2 separate regions of the Homo sapiens genome follow, and region 2 is linked to region 1. A link is an interaction called in ENCODE POLR2A ChIA-PET data of the cell type or tissue named here. Cell type or tissue: HCT116. All regions are shown on one strand. Links, peaks and the distances in the headings refer to the core of each region. The heading gives the core; the rest is flanking DNA. Region 1 overlaps CEP76 (centrosomal protein 76). Region 2 overlaps SPIRE1 (spire type actin nucleation factor 1).

Region 1 (7,625 bases), core at 825-4,824:
CTTGTTTGCTTGTTTGTTCATGTACTTCAGCTATTAATCTATTAAAATATTCCAGGCTGGGCACAGGAGCTCATGCCTGTAATCCCAACACTTTGGGAGGCTGAGGCAGGAGGATCACTTGAGCCCAGGAGTTCAAGAGCAGCCTGGGTAACACAGTAAGACCCCTGTTTATACAAAAAAAATTTTAAAATTAGCTAGGTGTCATGGTGCACACCTTTAGTCCCAGCTACTTGGGAGGCTGAGATGGGGAAATCACTTAAGCCCAGGAGGTCAAGGCTGCTATGAATCATGTCACCAGCCTGGGTGACAGAGGAAGACCCTGTCTCAAAAAAAAAAAAAAAAAAAAATGTTCTACTTTTCTTTCTGTGTTGTGTGAGTTCTTTATAAACATTTTTTTTTTTTTTTGGAAACAGAGTCTTACTCTGTTGCTGAGGCTGGAATGCAGTGGCGCGATTGTAGCTCACTGCAACCTCCGCCTCCCAAGTTCACGTGATTCTCTTGCCTCGCCTCCTGAGTAGCTGGGACTAATGGTGTGTGCTACCACACCCGGCTAATTTTTGTATTTTTAGTAGAGACAGAGTTTCCTTATGTTGGCCAGGCTGGTCTTGAACTCCTGACGTCATGTGATCCACCCGCCTTGGCCTCCCAAAGTGTTGGGATTACAGGCGTGAGCCACTGTGCCCAGCCAATAAATTTTTATTATAATTTAGTATTTAAGTATGTAATGAGGAAATAATATGGAAGAATGAATACTTCATTTTAATTTATCTTCCAGGGTGACTGTGAAGATCACGCTAACCTTCTGTGCAGCCTTCTTCTTGGATATGGATTAGAAGCCTTTGTTTGTGTTGGGACCAAGGCAAAAGGAGTACCTCATGCATGGGTTATGACTTGTGGAACTGATGGGGCCATCACTTTTTGGGAGAGTTTAACAGGACACAGGTTAGTTTACTAAGTTTATAAGGATATTAAAATGAAGTTATAAGTTTTTTTTTTTTTTTTTTTTTGAGATGGAGTCTCGCTCTGTCGCCCAGGCTGGAGTGCACTGGCACAATCTCAGCTCACTGCAACCTCCACCTCCCAGGTTCAAGCCGATTCTCCTGTCTCAGCCTCCCAAGTAGCTGGGATTACAGGCATGTGCCACCGCACCTGGCTGATTTTTGTATTTTTAGTAGAGACAAGTTTTCACCATGTTAGCCAGGCTGGTCTCGAACTCCTGACCTTAGGTGATCCACCTACCTCAGCCTCCCAAAGTGCTGGGATTACAGGCGTGAGCCACTGTGTCCGGCTTAAGTTATAAGTATTTTAAATTATAAGGGTTTTTTGTCCATATTGATGGTACTTGAAGGTACGTGTTGATGATTTTAGTTAGAGCCTTTTCAGTGATTATGTAAAAAAGTACTTCAATTATGGCAGCCAAGTAAATGAACTCTAAGAAAACTTTTACCTCAAATATTCTTTACCAACATGATGTTGGTAAACAGTAAATTATGTTTACTAGTTTTGTATGATTAGCATATTTTTTTTTCAGTTTTCTCTTTTTTTTTTTTTGCAGTGTCTCATTCTGTTGCTCAGGCTGGAGTGCAGTGGCACAGTCACAGCCCACTGCAGCCTCCCCCTCCTGGGTTCTGGTGGTCCTCCTACCTCAGCCTCTTGCGTAGCTGGGACTGCAGGTGTGCACAGCCATGCCTAGCTAATTTTTTTGTAGGGATGAGCTTTTGCTGTGTTGTCTAGGCTGGTCTTGAACTCCTGGGCTCAAGCAGTCTACCTGCCACGGCCTTCCAAAGTGCTGAGATTATAGGCATGAGCCACCACACCTGGCTGGCATATGTTTTTTTCTGATGATCATACCTAAGTCTGAAAATAAGTTCAAGTTGTAAATGATGATTTCTTTTTAAAATTTGATGTGGTTACCATCTCCACGTTGGCAAATCCACTGGACACATTTTTTAAAGTACTTTAGCCTGTCATTAGATTTTGAAACAGCTGAGTACTTCTGTTGTAGGACTTCTTCCTTAGTTCAGCTAAGAGCTGAGTCCTTGTCACATGGCCACGAAAAATTAGGCTCGCAGGCAATTTGAAGGGGGAGAAAAATGGAATTTATTGAACAAAAAGGAAAAACACTGGGAAACGGACGCTCCACAAAGCCAGAGTGCCTGCTAGTGTGCTTCGTGCCTGCTAGTGTGCTTCCTGCCTGCTAGTGTGCTTCCTGCCTCGCAGATTGAATTCCAGCTTCCACTCAGGAAGAGGAGGGGCCAAGCTCCTCCCCACTGCAAATTGCTCGAACTTCTGTGGCTTCTCCCCAGTGTGCACTCCTCCCAGTGCACAGGCTGGTTGGAGTTTCTCTGGGGACCCCTTTCCACCTGGCTGTCTCACTTCTTTCTTCATGGAACATTCTCTTTCCTTAGCTTCTTTTTTATCATTGTCTTTCAATATTTATTATTCCTCTCTGGCTGTTCTTAGTTTTTCCTTCATCTTGTCTTTAAATGTGTGTGTTCTAGAGGCCCAGCCCTGGGCCCTCTTTTCATTCCCGAGTCCTCTTTCTCCCTGGTTGATAATCATGCCTAATAATGTTTTGGTTAGTTGTGCCTAAAAATGCATAACCAAATTATTTTAATTATGTTATCTGAGGCAAACTTTTTTTATTTTTATTTTTTTTTCTTGGAGATGGAGTTTCGCCCTTGTTGCTCAGGCTGGACGGCTCACTGCAGCCTCCGCCTCCCGGGTTCAAGCAATTCTCCTGGCTTAGCCTCCCGAGTAGCTGGGACTACAGGCACGTGCTCCCATGCCCAGCTAATTTTTGTATTTTTAGCAGAGACGGGGTTTCACCATGTTGGTCAGGTTAGTCTCGAACTCTTGACCTCAGGTGATCCCCCTGCCTCGGCCTCCCAAAGTGCTGGGACTACCGCATCCGGCCTTTGATCTTAACAGTATACATAGAATGTATTCTGTTGTTAACAGAGTTGGTTTCAATATTGTAAAGACGTACCATACAATTAATACAGAGTAATCAAATTGTGGAAATATAAAAAAGAAAAACAAGTATTAAACTGTAGTTCTGAGAAGTAGTTATGGCCTTAAGTGTTAGAATAATTTTCTCAGTAAGATGCTGCCTTTTTAATTTTTAAGTTCTCATATATAAAATTATTTAATTTTTTTAGGTACATCCATAAACCTACCAATCCTGATGAACCTCCAGTTGCTGAACAGCCCAAACCACTGTACCCATATCGAACAATTGGTTGTGTTTTCAACCATCAGATGTTCCTGGGAAATTGTCAACCCTCTGATGCAGTAGAAACCTGTGTATTTGATTTGAACGATGAATCCAAATGGAAACCCATGAGTGAGGAAGCAATTAAATCTGTGTGTGCTCCTGGAGCTACAACATCCCTTCCTCCCTTTCCACCTCTGTGTGCATCCACAATTGACGCGTCAGTAACAAGTAATGAAATTGAAATGCAGCTGAGGCTCCTGGTGTCAGAACACAGGAAGGTAATTCACACTGAAATAGTTGTAGTTTCATACTTCTTTTCATTTATGTATTTAACTGTTTTTTGGTGTGTGTGATAGTGCCAGTCACTATTCTAGCCCTGAACAAAACAACTACAGTCCCTACTATTATGAAGCTTATAATTTTGAAAGTCATGAGAGTTCAAGTTCTGAGACTCAAAAATCTTCAAATTAATTAATACTTATAGAATGAATTACTTCCTCCTAGAAATGAAGAATGGTGAACTTGTTCACATCCCTTAGAGTCAAGATTTTTGCTGAATACCACTATTTGGATTTTGTCTTTGTGAAATGCTTATTCACATATTTGCCCCTTAAAAAATCCTGGGTTAGGCTGGGCTTGATGGCTCATGCCTATAACCCCAGCACTTTGGGAGGCTGAGGTGGGTGGATCGCTTGAGCCCAGGAGTTCAAGACCAGCCTGGGGAATATGGTGAAACATCATCTCTATTATTTTTTAAAGAAAAAATATGTATACTGGGTTATACTTTTTTCATATTCATTTTTCTCCCCAGGTTGGTTTCTGTTTGTTTTCATGTTGTACTCAACTGGGTAGACGTCTGGCTTTAATTTGCATTTCCCTGATTACTTTTGAGATCAAACCTCTTTTTTTTTTTTTTTTTTTTTTTTTTGAGATGGAATCTCTCGCTCTGTCACCCAGGCTGGAGCGCAGTGGCGTGATCTTGGCACAGTGGCGTGATCTTGGTTCACTGCAACCTCTACCTCCCAGGTTTAAGCAATTCTCCTGCCTCAGCCTCCTGAATAACTGGGATTATAGACATGTGCTACCACGCTGCCAGTTTTTGTATTTTTTGTAGAGATAGGGTTTCACCATGTTGGCCAGGCTGATCTCGAAGTGATCTACCTGCCTCAGCCTCCCAAAGTGCTGGGATTACAGTTGTGAGCCACTGCGCCCAGCCAGATCAAGCCTCTTGTCAAATAGCATGTAGATTTCCTTTGTAAAGTGCTTTTAAGAAGACATAAAAAGTATTAGTCATAAAGGAAAAGATTAATGTATCTTAAAGACTTAAGCTCATCAAGAGAAGACATTAAGAGATTGAAGCTGTGGGGTGGGAAAAGTTGTTTGTAACACATATCACCAACAAAGGACTAGAATCCAAAATGCCTACAAAATATTTCTGATTCACCTTTTAGGGTTCCCTGTTCCACTCCTCACCTTGGGTGAGCCCTGTTTTCTGTGTTCTTTGGGGCTATCAAAGGCAAACTGATTTATCAAACATGTTCTCTGGGTTCCCAGTTACTCTTAGCTTTGGCCTCTAAATATTTCTTATTCACTTGTCAACTTATCAAAGCATTTAAACATACATTTTGGAAAACCTGGCATTTGTAATATGTTTTCAGCAAAAGTTGGTCAGGGGACCTCTGGTCCATTATATTGCTGGAAATGAATGCCCCTTATTACTTTTTCTTTCCTTCCATCACTTGTATTGGCTTTAGCTTTCTTTTCTTAGGTTCTGCTTACAAATAAAAGCAATATCTTATAAAAATTACTTTTGGCCAGGCACAGTGTCTCACGCCTGTAATCCCAGCAGTTTGGGAGGCTGAGATGGGTGGATTGCTTGAGCTCAGGAGTTCAAGACCAGCCTGGGCAACGTGGTGAGACCCTATCTCTACAAAAAGTACAAAAATTAGCCGGGTGTGGTGGTGCATGCCTGTAGTCCCAGATACTCGGAGGCTGAGGTGAAAGGAGCCGGGGAGGCAGAGGTTGCAGTGAGCCGAGATTGTGCCACTGCACTCCAGCCTGGGTGACAGAGTAAGACCCTGTCTCAAAAAAAAAAAAAAAAAAAAAAGGAATTACTGTTTACAGAAAAAGAAAACAAAGCTGTGATAGATGCCAGTGTTGATCACTATTTAAGTTAAGGTGCCTGTAAATCAGCAAAAGTTCACATTTTGCCGCAGGAAAAGCATTGTTAATCGTGGATCTTTGAGACCATTTGTGATGAGTTAAAACCTTGAATATAAAATGAGGAAATACCAAAGATCCATTATGATAATCAAAATATCTAGAATTTTGAGAATTTTTTGTATTTGTAATATTATTATTTTTAACTTCATGTGTCCAGATATCAATAGGTCTTTTGGTGTTATAAATGGAATCATGGGCTGGGCACGGTGGCTTATGCCTGTAATCCCAGCACTTTGGGAGGCCGAGGTGGGTGGATCACTTGAGGTCAGGAGTTTGAGACCAGCCTGGCCAACATGGTGAAAGCCCGTCTCTACTAAAAATACAAAAATTAGCCGGGCATGGTGGCAGGTGTCTGTAGTCCCAGCTACTCAGGAGTCTGAGGCAGGAGAATCGCTTGAACCTGGGAGGCAGAGGTTGCAGTGAGCCGAGATCGCGCCACTGCATTCCAGCCTGGGCAACAGAGTAAGACTCTGTCTCAAAAAATTTAAAAAAATAAAAAATAAATGGAATCATGTTGTTTTTAACATTCCATAGAAATATGTTTTAAGCTCCCTAAGGGCCTATAAAATGTCTTCATCTTTTTATCTCTTACAGTATATAAGTTTTATAGAGTACATGTTCAGTAAATATTTGTTTAATCACATAGAATTAATTTGTTGACTTTTCTCACCTCTGTAGTTGAGTTTATGGTAGGAAGAGTCAGTCTTTAGTAAACAGATTCATTCTTACTAAACTCTTTTTTATTTATTTTATTTATTTATTTTTTTTGAGACAGAGTCTCGCTCTGTTGCCCAGGCTGGAGTGCAGTGGCACGATCTCGGCTCACTGCAAGCTCTGCCTCCCGGATTCATACCATTCTCCTGCCTCAGCCTCCCAAGTAGCTGGGACTACATGCACCCGCCACCACGCCCAACTCATTTTTTGTATTTTTAGTAGATACAGGGTTTCACCTTGTTAGCCAGGATGGTCTCAATCTCCTGACCTCATGATCCGCCCACCTCAGCCTCCCAAACTGCTGGGATTACAGGCGTGAGCCACCGCACCCGGCCTAAACTCTTTAAAGTTAAGTAAAATATCTCAAAATATAAGAATTATACCTGTCCTCCATATTAGGACTATTTCATATAGTATTTTGTAGTAGATATTAGAGAAGTACAGGATTTGGAGACTTTGTGAACATTGTTTTGAATGTTTTTTGGTTGTTTCTCTAAAAAGTAAAATCTGATCACCTATAGTTCCTTTTATCTGATTTTTATTTCTATGTATCCCTATAATTATTATTATTAAAATATTATGATAGCTTTTAAAAATCTTTTCTTGGTATACATTAAAATAATCAACATTTTTATTTAGTTGGTTTTAAAAATATTAATGTATTTCACTTTTTCTTTTTCTCTTGATTGCTCATAGGATCTTGGCCTCACTACTGTTTGGGAAGACCAGCTCTCCTACCTTTTATCACCAGCTTTGGCTTCTTATGAATTTGAGCGTACAACAAGTATATCAGCAGGCAATGAAGAATTTCAAGATGCCATAAGAAGGGCTGTACCTGATGGTCACACATTTAAAGGGTTCCCAATACATTTTGTGTATAGAAATGCAAGACGTGCATTTGCCACATGTCTTCGGTAAGGTGTAATTTACGGAATCATTTTTTCAGTTTAGGAGTCTTACAGATCAGTCCGGCAGGGGTTTTTTTAATTTCCTTTTTTTTTTTTTTTTAACTCAAGGTCTTGCTCTGCTGCCCATGCTGGAGTACAGTGGCACAGTTATGGCTCACTGTAGCCTTGACCTCCTGGGCCCAAGTGACCCTTCCACCTCACCCTCCCAGGCAACTGGGACCACAGGCATGTGCCACCATACCTGGCTATTTTTTTTATCTTTATTTTGTAGAGATGGGGGTCTTCCTATGTTGCCCAGGCTGGTCTTGAACTCCTGGGCTCAAGCAGTCTTCCCACCTCAGCCTCCCAAATTGCTGGGATTACAGGTGTGAGCCGTTGCACCCAGCCTAATCTGGTAGTTATTTAGAAATGACATCCAAGTCATATGGGAGCTTTTACAATGACTGACCCTCCTTGCCACAGATTTTGATTCATTTGGTCTGAAATGTAGCCCTAGATAGTCTGGGATTATTTGCCCAGTGATTTTGGTGCAGTCTCAGGTATCTCTGATTTTGTTTGGACTA
Region 2 (16,059 bases), core at 6,826-10,825, 130 kb after region 1:
GTCAGCCTCCCAAGTAGCTAGGATTACAGACACGTGCCATCATGCCCAGCTAATTTTTGTATTTTTAGTAGAGACGGGGTTTCACCATCTTGGCTAGGCTGGTCTTGAACTCCTGACCTCGTGATCCACCCACCTTGGCCTCCCAAAGTGCTGGGATTACAGGCATGAGCCACCGCACCCAGCTGGTATCAGTTCTAATGTCTCCTTTTACGTCTTTGATTTTGTTTATTTAGGTCTTTTGTCTTTTTTTCATAGTCTGGCTAAAGGTTTGTCAATTTTATTTGTCTTTTCAAAAAATCAACTTGTTGTTTTGTTGATTTTTTGTATTGTGTTGTTTCACTTTTATTTATTTCTGTTCTGATCTTTATTCTTTGCCTTTACTAATTTGGAGTTTTCTAGTTTTCTAGAAACTAGTTTTCTAGTTCTTTAGGATGCATTTTTAGGTTGTTTATTTGAAGTTTTTTTAGTTTGTTTTGTTTGTTTGTTTGTTTTAATGTAGGTGCCAGCCAGGCCCTTGTCCTTCCCTTCAGGGCAGCAAGTTCCCCCAGGCCCCGGGGTAGGTCTAGAGATGCTGTCTGGTCACTAGGGACTGGAGTCAGAAACCTTAGAAATCTGCCTACTTTTCTGCCTGGTATTCTGTTCTACTGTGGTTGAGCTAGCACTCAAACCATGGGACACAGTCCTTCCCACTCTTCCCTCGCCTCTTCCACAGGCAGAGGAGCCTCACCCCATGGCCACCACCACAGGCCCATGGGGATTACTGCCAGGCTACTGCTGATGTTCATTGAGGGCCCAAGGCCTTTCCAGTCAGTTTTTAGTGAATGCTGCCAGGCCCTGGGACTCACCCTTCAGGGCAGTGGGCTCCCCTCTGGCCCAGTGCAGATCCGGAAATGCTGTCCTAGAGCCAAGTCCTCTTACTGGGAGCCCCAAGAGCCTACTTGGTGCTCTACCCCACTGTGGCCAAGCTGGTACCTAAATTGCAAGATAAAGCCCCTTTTACTTCTCCCTCTGCTTTACTCAAGCACGAGAAGTCTTTCACCTTAGCCACCACAGCGGGGAAGGGGCTGGGTCTCACCTGAAGCCAACTCATCCTGTAGTCTAACCCAAGGTCCATGGCGTACTACCTGGGTATTGCTGCTGATTATTTAGGGCCCAAGGACTCATTAGTCAGCAGGTGATGAATCCTGCCAAGACTGGTTCCTTCTGTTCAAGGCAGCAGGTTCCTTTCTGCCCCAGGGTATACCTAGAAATCCATTAGCTGGGGCCTGGAATGGGGGTCTCATGACTGCCTGGTGTTCTTGTAGCAGGAAGAGCCGCAGACAAAACCCCTCAGACACCGAGTTAAAGAAGGAAGGGGTTTATTTGGCTGGGAGCATTGGCAAGACTCCTGTCTCAAGAGAGCTCCTGGAGTGAGCAATTCCTGTCCCTTTTAAGGGCTCACAACTCTAAGGGGGTCCACGTGAGAGGGTTGTGATTGATTGAGCAAGCAGGGGGTACGTGACTGGGGGTTGCATACACTGGTAATTAGAACGGAACAGAATAGGACAGGGATCTTCACAGTGCTTTTTTTATGCAAATAACCAATTAGGTCAGGGGTTGATCTTTAACTACCAGGCCCAGGGTGTGGTGCCGGGCTGTCTGCTTGTGGATTTCATTTCTGCCTTTTAGTTTTTACTTCTCTCTTTGGAGGCAGAAATTGGGCATAAGACAATATGAGGGGTGGTCTCCTCCCTTATTCTGTCTTACTGTGGCTGAAGCTGGTATCCAATATGCAAGATATAGTCCTCTTTTCCCTCTCCTCTCTTCAAGTGGAAAAAAGGGGTCTCTTTTGGAGCTGCAGACTGTGCTGCCTGGCGTTGGGAGAGGGATAGTGCAAGTACTCTTTTAGCCATCCTGGCTGGTGTCTCAGTAGGTCATGTACCCCACAAGTCCACTGGCTCTGAGCCCAGCTCAGCACCAGGACTTGCCAGGAGTTGCAGTCCTTGTGGCTTAGAGTGCCTTTCAAGTTCATTTAGAGCCTCAGAGCACTTAAGCACGCAGTGGTAAGGCTTGCCAGAACTCAAGTTCCCACTACGGGGATAGGCATTTAGGCGATTCCTCTGTGGCTAGCGCTGGTCTTAATGTTCCTTCTGTGAGTGGGCATTGGCCTCAGCCCGATTTACTTTCCCCTGTGACAGGACAGCACTGAATTCGGTGCAAAGTCTCACAATTGCTGTGCTTTTCTTTTCCCAAGCACACAGATTCTCTCTGCGGCCCATGGCCACTGCCAGGAGGTGGAGGAGGGGTGGCATCAGCAATTCAAGACTGTCTTTCCTACCCTCTTTGGTGCCTCTTTCGGTGGTCTGAAGTTAAAACCTGGTACTGATTTCTGGTTCTTATGAAGGTGCCGTTTTTGTGATAGTTGTTAAATTTGGTGTTCCTGCAGGGCTGATGATCAATAAAGCTGTCTATTCAGCTCTCTTGCTCCACCCCTCTCCCGCCCCATATTTTTTTTTTTTTCTGAGACGGAGTCTCGCTCTGTCACCCAGACTGGAGTGCAGTGGCGTGATGTTGGCTCACTGCAAGCTCTACCTCCTGCCATGCCATTCTCCCGCCTCAGCCTCCTGAGTAGCTGGGACTACAGGCACCTGTCACCACGCCCGGCTAATTTTGTTTTTGTATTTTTAGTAGACACAGGGTTTCTCCGTGTTAGCCAGGATGGTCTCAATCTCCCGACCTCGTGATCTGCCCGCCTCGGCCTCCCAAAATGCTGGGATTACAGGCGTGAGCCACCGCGCCCAGCCACAACCCAGACTTTTAAGAATACAATTCTATAAGTTTTTGAAAAGATTTCTACTAAATATTTTATTTTATATATACAAAAAGGAACTCAGAAGTAGATGTATTACTGTTATAAAACAACTTACCAATTTAATTATGAGATATTTATTTAGCATCTGCTATGAACCAAGTGCTGTATGACATACAGCATTTTGTTCACAATGGTGAACAAAATAGACAAGATCCAAAGCATTATGGGCCTTACATTTTAGTGGAGAAAGTAGACAATAAACAAACATTATGGTTTGAGGTGCTTATTACTTATTCACATGGAAGTATTAAGTAGACCATATGATATATTGCCTGCATCCCAGAGACAAACTGTAGATTAGTAATATAAGTTAAGGAAATATCGGAATACATATTGTATTCATAGCATTGGCTATGTATAAGAGCACTTTGCAAGAGATTTTGGAAGAAAGTAGAGTGCATGAGCTCTGAGGAACTCCATCAATTAAACAGTTGCAGGAGGAAGGATCTGTAGACAGATTGAGAAGTAGTTGCTGAGAGAAAATCTAGAATCCAGAGTGTTTAGAACGGAAGAAGTGAGTCACTTGTGTTGGATGCTATTAAGCAGTCATTTAGGATGAGAATGGGTTAAACTTCATATATAGAGATTGTTTGTGATTTTAGTATTTGTGTTTCAGTGGTTTCAGAAGGAAAGACGTTAGATGGGAATGAATTAAACAGTGAATGGAAGGAGGGAAGGGAGAGATGGGCGCATTACAGATAGTGGCTCATGTCTGTAATCCTAGCACTTTGGGAGACCAAGGCAGGAGGATTGCTCGAGCCCAGGGGTTCAAAACTAGCCTGCGCAACATAGCAAGACCTCATCTCTGCAGAAAATTTAAAAATTAGCCAGGTGTCACCATGCACCTGTAGTCCCAGCTACTCAGGAGGCAGAGGCTGCAGTGAGCCACGATCACACCATTGCACTCTAGCCTGGGTGACAGAGTGAGATCCTGTCTCTCTAGAAAAAAAAGAAGAAATAACAACTCTTGAGAAAAACAAGTACTACATAAACTGCTGCCTTACCTTCATGACTCTATCCAAACGAATACCTGAGATTTTTCTCTTTTCATCTTCATCTTCCAGGCCTTCTGCAGCCTCATAGCAAAGATGAGGGCATCATTGCTACCATCAGCATTGCTACCGCCCTTTCGGGAGGTTTGCTTGTAAAGGGAGCACAGAAATGGGATTGCACTGGAGGGTATGAGGGGTTAGGAGAGTGGGGCTGACCTTTAAACAGGAATAGAAGACCTACTCCTCCACTGTGAAAGGAAGAAAGGGAAAATAAGTAGAGATTCCTATCAGTTTGTACATTTGAAAGTGGGAAAATGATTGTTTTATTTGGAGCTGAGCCCTAGAGAGGCAGAAAAGAGTGTTGGATTAAAGAGAAAGATGATATAAAATGACTTCTTGAAGAAGAATGGATCAGCTCCTGTAGGCAAGGTAATTGAGCAGAGAAAAGAGCAAGCTTGCTGAGTGATTCTTGGGTCTTTGCTATGGTTGGAAGCCATCGCTGGTGTTGATATTTGCAATGGTTTTGTGATTTTTCTCCCCCCAGCTCTAGAGGGAGAGATAGGGTTATATAACAGGGTTTTTCCCGCCTCCCTAGGAAGAAGGATAGGGTTGATTGGGCACGGTAGCTCACAGCTGTAATCCCAGCACTCCGGGAGGCCAAGGCAGGCGGATCACGAGGTCAGGAGATCGAGACTGTCCTGGCCAACATGGTGAAACCCCGACTCTACTAAAATACAAAAAGTACCCCGGCATGGTGGTGCACACCTGTACTCCCAGCTACTCAAGAGGCTGAGGCAGGGGAATCCCTTGAACCCGGGAGGTGGAGATTGCAGTGAGCCGAGATCGCGCCACTACACTCCAGCCTGGTGACAGAGCAAGACTCTGTCTCCAAAAAAAAAAAAAAAAAAAAAAAAAAAAAACAACAATAACAAAAACAAACAAAAAGCAAAACAAAAAAAGAAGGGGAGGGTTATATGGATGGTTAGAGTCATCCAATCATGTAAAACTCAGTTAATTGTGATTTCTCACTGGGAATAATTGCAACAAGACCTTCTCAGCCTTAAAAATATATATACTGAATGTAATCTAACTTTTTGATTTCTGAGGCTTTCATTATATTAGTAGGGACGCTCTGATAGTTAAAGTGACTGCCCTAGGTTCAGTTTAACAAGTTTTTTTCTAATGCACACCACAGTGTTAGGCTCTGCCGTCTTTGAAAGTTAAAATCCTTGCCCTAAGCAGCACCTGCCTGTGGTGAGAATGGTACATGCTGTGAGAGCAATGTGTACCCTGTGCCAGGGAAGCACTGAAATGGTACCTTCTCCTGAACAGGCTGGTGGACAAAGTGGGGATTGTCCTGGGACACTGCCAGGAGGGATAACTAAAGTAGTCAATTGCCTTGGAACTTAGAAGATCCATTGTTTAAATTCATTTTTATAATAGAAAATAGTGCGTGGTGGCTCATTCCTGTAATCCTAGCACTTTGAGAGGCCGAGGCAGGCCCATTGCTTAAGTCCAGGAGTTTGAGTCCAGCTTGGACAACATGGTGAAACCCCGTTTCTAAAAAATTCCAAAAAAAATTAGCCAGGCCTGGTGGTGTGTACCTGTTTTCCCAGCTACTAGGGAGGCTAAGGTGGGAGGATCATCTCAGCCCAAGGAGGTTGAAGCTGCAGTGAGCCGTAATTGTACCACTGCACTCCAGCCCGGGTGACAGAGTGAGACCTTGTCTCAAAAGAAGAAGAAAAAAAAAAAAAAGAAAGAAAAGAATGGCTACAGTGCCAGGTCAGACTGTAAATCCAGTGAAAATATTACATGTTTTCAGTAAAAAATATTTTAAAACAGTATTGTTTAAAAACTTAGAAGTTAAGAATTTTTAAGCATGATATTCATTTTGAATGCTAGTGTTGAGAAAATATTATTTCATTGGTAAAGTAGATTTCAGATTTTGTAGAGAATTTTTGAATTTTTGTAGAGAATTTTGAGTGAGGCTTTTAAGAGCTAGTCAATGACTCTCTTGTATTTAACTCATGTTAGAAACTTCTGACTTTCTTTTTTATTTGTGATGCACTTTTTTAAAAATGCGGTATTACCAGCTATAAATGAAATACTGAAAATGAAAGATTTTATTTATTTTGGGAGTAACTGATAAACATTGGAAAAGAATGGGCTAAAGGAAGGAGAGAGCAGTGAGATCATTATTGAGTCCCTGTAATAAGTCAGATATTGTACCAGGTACTTCCATGCATAGTGAATGCATAGTCTCAACAGAATCTTATTAAATGGAGGTATCATTGACATCCCCATTTAACGGATGAGAAAAGTCATCACTAAAATGATTTGTCCTGAGGCAGCTGGCTAGTGGTAAAAGTCAGGATTTAATTTTAATTCTTTGGCTTCATTGCCTGTTTGTTGTTGTTGTTGTTGTTTGTTTGTTTGTTTTTATGAGATAGAGTTTTGCTGAAGTGCAGTGGCGCAATGTCAGCTCCGCTTCCCCAGTTCAAGCGATTCTCCTGCCTCAGCCTTCCAAGAAACTGGGATTACCGGCACACGCCACCACGCCCAGCTCATTTTTGTAATTTTAGTAGAGACAGGGTTTCGCCATGTTGGCCAGGCTGATCTCGAACTCCTGACCTCAAGTGATCTGCTCGCCTCAGCCTCCCAAAGTGCTGGGATTACAGGCATGAGCCACCACGCTGGCTGCCAGTGTTCTTTAGAGAGAGAGAGAGAGACACAGAGAGAGAGAGAACAATAAAATTAAAAGGTTTTATATGTGCTTTTTTAAATATATAGCAGAAAGGCACTATTGAGAAATAAAGTGGGATTTCCTGTATTGGCCAAAGTCTGGAGCAGTTGTCGAGGTGGTATGCAACAGTGGTGTATCTACTGTTCATAAATGAGGTTCATTTGCCCGGCAGTAATATTGATGGAGGTGTGTGGTAGGGAGGGTTATCTGTGAGCTGCCTTGAAAATTCAGGGTTTGCAAAAGGTCTCTCATTTGTTTGCATCGTCTGAGAGAGATGTGTTTTCAGTGATTGAATGGAACTAGAGAAGTGTGTATACATGGATATGAATAGATTTTTGTTGTTGTTTAGGCTTGAGTTAATTGCTACCCGTAAGTGAGTTTTCAGTCTTTCAGATACTTGGGATGTCTGTGCATCTCTAATTAGATAAACATTGGCATAAGAGTTCTGAGAGGATATATTCTTTGATAACTATATCTGTTCTCAGAAATACCTTTGGGAAATGTGGAAAATCAACTCGGTTAATATTTTATATATGAATGGCAAATACAAATTTTAACACAAAGTATAAATCTAAGAGAATATAAAAAGGGTTTGTGTATGTGTTGTATGTTGGTTTGAGGGAAAAAATCATACTAAACATCTTATGCCTCACAATTAGTCCTAGAAAGCTCTTCATTCATCTCCATTAACCACTTTTTTAAATGTTCCTAGGTCATTGAATCTTTGGGAATTATTATTTATAAAGCACTGGACTATGGTTTGAAGGAGAATGAAGAAAGGGAATTAAGCCCTCCCCTAGAGCAGCTTATCGATCACATGGCCAACACGGTGGAAGCTGACGGTAGCAATGATGAGGGCTATGAGGCTGCAGAAGAAGGCCTGGGAGATGAAGATGAAAAGAGAAAAATCTCAGCTATTCGGTCATATAGAGATGTCATGAAGGTAAGGCAGCGTTTTATGCAGTACTTGTTTTTTTCAAGAGTTGTTATTTCTTCTTCTTTTTTTTCCCCCCCTGGAGAGATGGTCTCACTCTGTCGCCCAGGCTAGAGTGCAGTGGTGTGATCATGGCTCACTGTAGCCTCTGCCTCATGAGTAGCTGGGACTACAGGTGTATGCCACCACACCTGGCTAATTTTTAAATTTTTTGCAGAGATGAGGTCTTGCTATGTTGCTCAGGCTGGTTTTGAACCCCTGGGCTCAAGTGATTCTCCTGCCTTGGCCTCCCAGAGTGCTGGGATTACAGAAATGAGCCACTGTGTCCAAGCTGTTATTTTTTAAAAAATTGAATGGTTGACACATATCTACATTTATTTAAAAATAATAACGAGGCTGGGCGCGATGGCTCACGGCTGTAATCCCAGCACTTTGGGAGGCCGAGGCAGGCGGATCACGAGGTCAGGAGATCAAGAACGTCCTGGCTAACACGGTCAAACCCTGTCTCTACTAAAAATACAAAAAATTAGCTGGGCGTGGTGGCGGGCACCTGTAGTCCCAGCTACTTGGGAGGCTGAGGCAGGAGAATGGCGTGAACCTGGGAGGCAGAGCTTGCAGTGAGCTGAGATCACGCCACTGCACTTCAGCCTGGGTGACAGAGCGAGACTCCGTCTCAATAATAATAATAATAATAAAGAACGGTGATTCGGCATTTAATAATAGTTCCCAGATTTGTCAGCAGCCTGAACATGGACATTTATGATTGAATCATAACTCAAGAAACCGCTTTTAGATATTATATACCCCTTATCATTACATGTCATGTATCAGCTTGACTGGGCATTATATCTTCAGTTGACCTCTGTATTTCCTTTTTCTAGAGTAAAAAACAACTGTGATCCACTTACTTACATGAAGATTTTGCATCTCAAGTGTCACAGCTGATTGTTTTAGGTTTTCTTGACCTACTTAGTGGTATTTATATGTAATGAAGCAAGTTTGGTTGGTTATACTGAATTTTTCTCTTTTAAATTTTGCTATGTACTTGAAGGTCATAATTTCTACCATGCCAAATGTACAGAGATTAACATCAAACAGATCTGTCAAATTAGCCATAAAAGCATTCTGTTTTCAGTTATTTATATATGATATTTACTAGGTTTTATAAGCAGTGTCAATGGTGTATCTCTTATTTTCCAACTTTTCATAAAGGTGTTTCAGAGACAGGAATATAGAAGCACTGTGACAGTGGTAGTTTTCAGGTGTGCTGAGTGCCCCTGTTCCTTAGGCCTCCTTAGATGGTACAACTCTCAAGGACTCTGGAAAGAACTATACAAGTTATTATTCTTATGAAATTCAGATATATTCTTTAGTTCTTTTAAGATGTGTAGTGCTTCTCATTTTAAATCAGCAGGCTCTACACATAAAATACATATATATAAATACACAAACAAATAGAAATTTGATGTGTTTTATTTATGTTATGTTTTCTAGATGTTAAGGTTTATTTTTTAAAAACATGTAAACACACTTAAAGGCCAATTAAACTTTCTGCAGACCACAAATGACCAGCTTGTTCTGTGGAAGACCATTGATAAATAGTGATTGAAAAAATGAAGAGTAAAACATTTTACATTAAGTAGCAAAACCACTCATACATCTGAAAGTGAGCTAACAGTATTTTGGTGGTGTGTGTGTTGGGGGAAGTATACATAAGGAGTGGTGAAAGAGGAAAGGAACACCCACCTAACCAACTAGATCCATAAAATCAACCCTGGCACCAGTAATGTAACATGTCATAGCCAGATTGCTGTCTTAAACTACAGGTTTGGAAGATGAGATCCAGAGAGTAATTGGAATTTTAAAATTCTTATTCAATGACATTAAATATCTTAACTTATAAAAAAATTATTGGACATTTAGAAGTTTGAATGGATACCTTTTATTTTTTAATTTGAGCTACTGTGGTTCCCTAACTTATTGCTATCATTATATGAAAAATGAATAGTTAAAAGGGTGCTTACGAGGACAGGTTTTTGGCTGGGCATGGTGGCTCACACCTGTAATCCCACCACTTTGGGAGACCCAGGTGGGAGGATCACTTGAGCTCAGGAGTTTGAGACCAGCCTGGGCAACATAGTGAGACCTCGTCTCTATTTAAAAGGAAAAAAAAAAAAACGACTGGGCGCGATAGCTGATGCCTGTAATCCCAGCATTTTGGGAGGCCGAGGCAGGTGGATCACTTGAGGCCAAGAGTTCAAGACTAGCTGGCCAACATGGGGAAACCCTGTTTCTACTAAAAAAAAAAATACAAAATTAATCAGGTGTGGTGGCACATACCTGTAGTCCCAGCTAGTCAGGAGGCTGAGGCATGAGAATCTCTTGAACCTAGGAGGTGGAGGTTGCATTGAGCTGAGAGCACACCACTGCACTCCAGCCTGGGTGACAGAGTGAGACTCTGTCTCAAAAAAAGAAAAAAAAAAAGAAAGAAAGAAAAAAAATTTTTTTAAGGTTTTATAGATTGAAGGAAAACTGAAGACTACCAATTCTATTAGAAATTTTATTGGAGAATATCACAACCTCACCTGTTGTTTCTTGGTTTCCATGCTAATCAAAACTGACCCATAAAATTCTCCACATCTGTGACTGTTCTGAATGTTCCATGTAGCTGAATGAGAAGAAAAATAATTGCTGAAACATTTTACAAGTAAACGGAAATTTTAAAGTATTATAAAACCCATGATTCCTCATCGTGTAGTGCAGATATGAGTTTGTGGTTTGGTTAGCAGGTTAAAAACCTCAATTCATAAATTGACTCATTGTTTACTTTGTTGGAAGAGAAGACAAGAATTATCTGAAGAATTGTAACTGCTTTCTCCTTGTTTGAAGTAGAAATGTGAAACTAAGTTTAATTAATACAAATAATAGGATGTTTAAGAACTTGAAACAATTTGTTTTCAATTCTTAGCAAGCAAGACGCTCTTTAATGTGTAACTTTTGTCCCGGATAGTCTTTTATTTCAAGTAATCTAATAATTTGTTATGTTTTAATATGGTACATTGTAGTTGAAAAGTGCCTTTATATCCCCCTTCTATTACTGGAGCCTTAGGGTAACACTGTGAGGTAGATTGGGCAGGCATTCCAATACCCGTTTCACAAAGTAAGTCAGGGGGAGAGTAATGTTAGAAGACAGAGTGGAATGCTATCTTCAAAGTTCTAACATTAAATCTAGAATTATTTATCCAGTATAATGTCTCAACAATAAAGGTAAAATATCAGCTAGGCATGGTGGATCACTTGAGCCCAGGAGGTTGAGGCTGCAGTGGGCAGTAATGGTGCCGTTGCACTCAAGCCTGGGTGACACAGTGAGATCTTTTTTTGTTTTGTTTCTTTAAGAAAAGGTAAAATATCTTATCTGACAAACACAGAAAATTTGTCACCAGCAGACCTTGACTAAAGGCAATACCAAAGAGTATACATCAGGCAGAAGGCAGTCCATGTCTGGTAGAAACTAGGAGATGCAGAATATTTGAAGAGCAAAGAAAAATAAACATGGGCCAGACATGGTGGCTCACGCCTGTAATCCCAGCACTTTGGGAGGCCGAGACGGGCGGATCATTTGAGGTCAGGAGTTCACGACCAGCCTGGCCAACATAGTGAAACCCCATCTCTACTAAAAATACAAAAAATTAGCTGGGCATGGTGGTGCATGCCTGAAATCCCAGCTACTTGTGAGGCTAAGGCAGGAGAATGGCTTGAACCTGGGAGGCGGAGGTTGCAGTAAGCCAAGATTGTGCCCCTGCACTCCAGCCTGGGCGATGGAGCAAGACTCCACCTCAAAAAAAGAAAAATAAACATGAAAATAAATCTAAATGAATATTAACAGCAAAAAATAATAATGTCTTACATGATTTAGAATATATTTAGAATTAAAATGTATAACAGTAGCGTGGAGTTAGTGTTCTAAGACCTTGGCATTGGGAAGAGGTTAAAGCACTAATTTATTAGTGCTAACCTTTATTAGGAAAGCCACTAAAGCCTAACCTTTATTAGAAAAGCCACTAAAAATAAATAAAAGAATTTGTAAATATCAGGCCAATAGGGAAGGGGGCAGGTGGAGCTAAGAAAATTACTGGTAATCCAAAAGAAGAGATGGAAAGAATTGAAAAGGAATATAGAACAGATGGGAAAACAAATAGAAGATGGTAATTTGATACTGAAATATATTGGTAATTACATTAAATGTAAATGGTCTAAATTTATACTGCTCAATACAGTAGTTACTAGCCACATGTGACTATTAATCACTTGAAATGTGGTTAGTCTAAATTGACGTGGACTGAAAGTACAAAATCTATACTGGATTCCAAACACTTAGTACCAAAAAAAGAATGTAAAATGCCTTGTTGGCTGCGTGCGGTGGCTCATGCCTGTAATCCCAGCACTTTGGGAGGCTGAGGTGGGCAGATCATTTGAGGTCAGGAGTTCGAGACCTGACTACCATGGTGAAACCCCGTCTCTACTAAAAAGACAAAAAAGTTAGCCAGGCATGGTGCTGCATGCCTGTAATCCCAGCTACTCGGGAGGCTGGGGCAGGAGAATCACTTGAACCCGGGAAGCAGAGGTTGCAGTGAGCCGAGATCATGCCAGTGCACTCCAGCCTGGGCAGCAGAGCGAGACTCCATCTCAAAAGAAAAAAAAAAAGCCTCATTAATAATTTTTGTATTGGCTATAATTTGAAGTATTACAATAATATATATTATTGTATTGGGTTAACTAAAATATATTATCAAAGTTAATTTCACTTGTTTCTTTTTATTTTTTTTTGATGTGGCTACTAGAAAATTTAAAACTACATACATGGCTCACACTGTATTTCTGTGGATTGTACTAGCCTAAAATACTCTAATTTTTAAAAGACACAGATTTTTAGACTGCATTAAAAATACAAAATCCAATCATACATTGTTTACTGAGTAGACACTATAAATAGGACATAGAAAGCTTGAGTAAAAGAATGGAAAAATATAACATTCTAACCAAAAGAAAAGTATCACAGACATTATTTTAATATAAAATGGACCTAAAGGCAAAAAGCATTACTAGAGATAAAAAAGGATGCTTACTGATAAAAAGTTCAATTTACTAAGGAGAAATAGCATTCATAAATTTATGTGCACCTAGTAACATAGCCTGTAACAGTAGCATTGAACAACATTCAAACAAATACAACTAAAAGGGGAAGTAGACAAATGTACAACCATAGAGGGAGGTTTAAAATACCTCTCTTAGTATCAGTACAAATATAGAATATTTGGATAATGAGAATAACAAACCTGACTTAATAGGACATGCCACCCACCCACTGCAGAGTACACATTCTTTTCAGGTATACATGGAACAATTAAAAATTTCTCCGTATTCCAGGCCTTAAAGCAAGTCTTAACAAATTTCAAAGGGTTATAATTACATAGGAAATGTTCTGTTACCATGGTGGAATTAAGCCAGATATGAATAACAAAAAGATTTTATTATTTCCACATATACTTGGAAATTAAGAAACTACTTTTAAATGCCCCAAGAGTCAAAGAAGAAATCACAGTGGAAATAAACTGAATAATAACAAATGCGTGACCTATCAAAGTTTGTGGTATGCAGACCAGGCTTGGTGGCTCACACCTATAATCCCAGCACTTTGGGAGGCCAAGGCAGGTAGATCGCTTGAGGCTGAGAGCAAATATGCTGCACAAAGGGGTGATTCACACCCCAGGCAGGACAGTGCAGGATGGTGTGAGATTTCACCATGCAACTCAGCACAGCATATAATTTAAAGCTTAGGATTTATTTATTTCTGGAATTTTCCATTTAATATCTTTGGATGCAGTTGACCATAGATAACTGAAGCCATGGAAAGTGAAACTGTGGATAAGGAGGAACTACTGTAATTTAAATCCTAACAATTGCTAAGAAGAAAATGCAGAATGCAGTGATTAAAAAGTAACAGAGAGGCCAGGTGCAGTGGCTCACGCCTGTAATCCCAGCATTTTGAGAGGCCGAGGTGGACAGATCACCTGAGATCAGGAGTTTGAGACCAGCCTGGTCAACATGGTGAAACTCCGTCTCTACTAAAAATACAAAAAATAGCCGGGCATAGTGGTGCAAGCCTGTAATCCCAGCTACTTGGGAGGCTGAGGCAGGAGAATCGCTTGAACCTGGGAGGCGGAGGTTGCAGTGAGCCAAGATCGCAACACTTCGCTCCAGTCTGGGCAACAAGAGTGAAACCCCATTTCAAAAAAAAAGTAACAGAGAAATTAGAGGGGGGTAGTTCATCTAGAAAGGACAAACAGGGAAGACGTTCTGAGCAGGTGACATTGAAATCAACACCTGGAGGAGTGAGGAATCAGCAAAAAGATTGGTGTGTTTTAAAGAAACAAGTCTAGGATTACCAAAACAAAGTGGAAGGAAAAGCCACAAATGGGATTTGAGAGGTAGGTGTGAGCTAGATGACGAAGGACTTGAGGAACACTGAAGAGTTTGGGTTTTAAGTTCAGTGGGAGCCACTGGCCCTCCCATGCCTGGGACACTCTTTCCTTAGGTCTGTGCATGGCTCACTCCAATCTTCATTGATCTCTCTGCTCTGGTGCCACCTACTGACCACTCTTTCCACATTATTGCCCCTCCCCACCACTGGCCTCATTTTCTACCTCTCATCTGCTTTCTTTTTCTTTTTCTTTCTTTTCTTTTTTTTTTTTTTTTAAGACAGAGTCTCTCTCTGTTGCCCAGGCTGGAGTGCAGTGGCGTGATCTCGGCTCACTGCAGCCTCCACCTCCCGGGTTCAAGCAATTCTCCTGCCTCAGCCTCCCAAGTAGCTGAGGCACTTGGTGCACTCGCCACCATGTCCAGCTAATTTTTGTATTTTTAGTAGAGACGGGGTTTCACTATGTTGGTCAGGCTGGTCTCAAACTCCTGACCTCAGGTGATCCACCTCAGCCTCCCAAAGTGCTGAGATTACAGGTGTGAGCCACCACACTTGGCCTATTTTTCTTAATAGTAGCTGTTATTCCCAACGTGTGTGTGTGTGTGTGTGTGTGTGTGCGTGTGTGTGTATGTGTATGTTTAAGGGTCTGAGATACCCATTACTATTTTTGAGAGGAACGGGATGTTGACTTGTTCAATACTGTATTAGTCCTTTTTCATACTGCTGATAAAGACATAACCTAAAACTGGGAAGAAAAATAGGTTTAATGGACTCACAGTTCCACGTGGCTAAGGAGGCCTCACAATCATGGCGGAAGTCAAGGAGGAGCAAGTCATGTCTTACATCGCTGGCAGCAGGCCAAAAAAGAGCTTGTGCAGGGAAACTCCTCCTTATAAAACCATCAGATCTCATGAGACTTACTCACTGTCATGAGAACAGCAAGGGGAAGACCTGCCCCCATGATTCAGTTACCTCCCACCAGGTCCCTCCCACAACACATGGGAATTCAAGATGAGATTTGGGTGGGGACACAGCCAAACCATATCAAATACTGTGTTTCTTTCTGCCACAGTGCCTGGTACGTAGTTGGCATTTGGTGAATATTGTTTGAATGAATGATTGGATGCTTTTAAGCAGGGGATGAACATAATCCAAATTATATTTATAAAAGATTTTGCCTGTCAGGTGAAGAAGAACCATGTAGACTAGTGAGAGAGGAAGTTAGGAGTCCTCTAATGAAAGAAAATGGTAGCTGTGACCATGATGATGGTGGAGGAGATGGAGAAAAGTAGAGAACTGTCAGGTGGTATATTTTGAAGGTAGAAACAACAAGACTTACTGATGGATTGGATATGAGTGGTATGGGAATAAAGAATAATCAAGGATGACTCTCAGCTGGGCATGGTGCCACACACCTGTAATCCCAGCTATTCAGGAGGCTGAGGCAGGATCATTGCCTGAGCCCAAGAGTTCAAGACCAGCTTGGGCAACATAGCAAGACCCTATATTAAGGGGGGAAAAAAGGATGACTCTCAGAGTTGTTTGAGCTGTCTTTGTGACTTCTGAGTGGAAATGCTAAGTACATAGCCATAAGTGGTTAACATAAAGGGCTGGCCTGGAATAGGGGTTGAGGAGTTACCAGCCTATAGGTGGCATTTAAAGCCATTAGACTAGACAAGGGCAGCTACAGTAAGCAGAGGATACCCAAAGATCCAAGACTGCTCCCTCAAAAACCTCAGTATTTCAGTTTAATTTAGAAGTTTATATGTAGAGCAAAGAGGAGAGACAGATTTATATAAGAGGTTACATAAACCAGTCCTCTCTTTTTAGAGATAAATGGAAACCCAGCAATGTTAAATAACTTGTCCAAGGTCATATAACCTAATTTTGTCCCCCTAACCCCTGATGTCTCTTTTTTTGGAACTATAAAAATGATTTTGTTGCATGCTTACTGTATACCATGCTCTATGCTTTAAGTACTTTAAGAACATTATTCCCTTTAATATAAAGGGAATTACATTTATTTTAGAGTAGAATGGAAAAGAACTTGGGCTCCAGAGA

What was found. Peaks named below come from ENCODE experiments on the same cell type or tissue, not always from the same donor. Only the 100,000 strongest peaks of a DNase experiment are listed, where the experiment ranks them.
Region 2: POLR2A ChIA-PET joins it to region 1 with 5 read pairs; 2 of 35 experiments call an interaction of 5 or more read pairs at or near these places.

Annotation. Positions count from the first base shown.
Region 1 is chr18:12,673,979-12,681,603 of GRCh38, reverse strand. CEP76 (centrosomal protein 76) reads left to right here. Exons shown (of 12, transcript NM_024899.4): 9 at 776-942; 10 at 3,162-3,495; 11 at 6,851-7,068. It also overlaps a transcript of PSMG2 not described here. Among named protein-coding and RNA genes, the nearest start is that of SPIRE1, 20 kb to the right of the region's middle. In HCT116, for the core only: no CTCF peak of the experiment used is centred there; no DNase peak of the experiment used is centred there; H3K27ac peaks cover 578 bases.
Region 2 is chr18:12,538,144-12,554,202 of GRCh38, reverse strand. It overlaps SPIRE1 (spire type actin nucleation factor 1), which reads left to right. Exons shown (of 17, transcript NM_001128626.2): 3 at 7,299-7,529. Among named protein-coding and RNA genes, the nearest start is that of SPIRE1, 110 kb to the left of the region's middle. RefSeq lists a silencer at 14,065-14,244. In HCT116, for the core only: no CTCF peak of the experiment used is centred there; no DNase peak of the experiment used is centred there.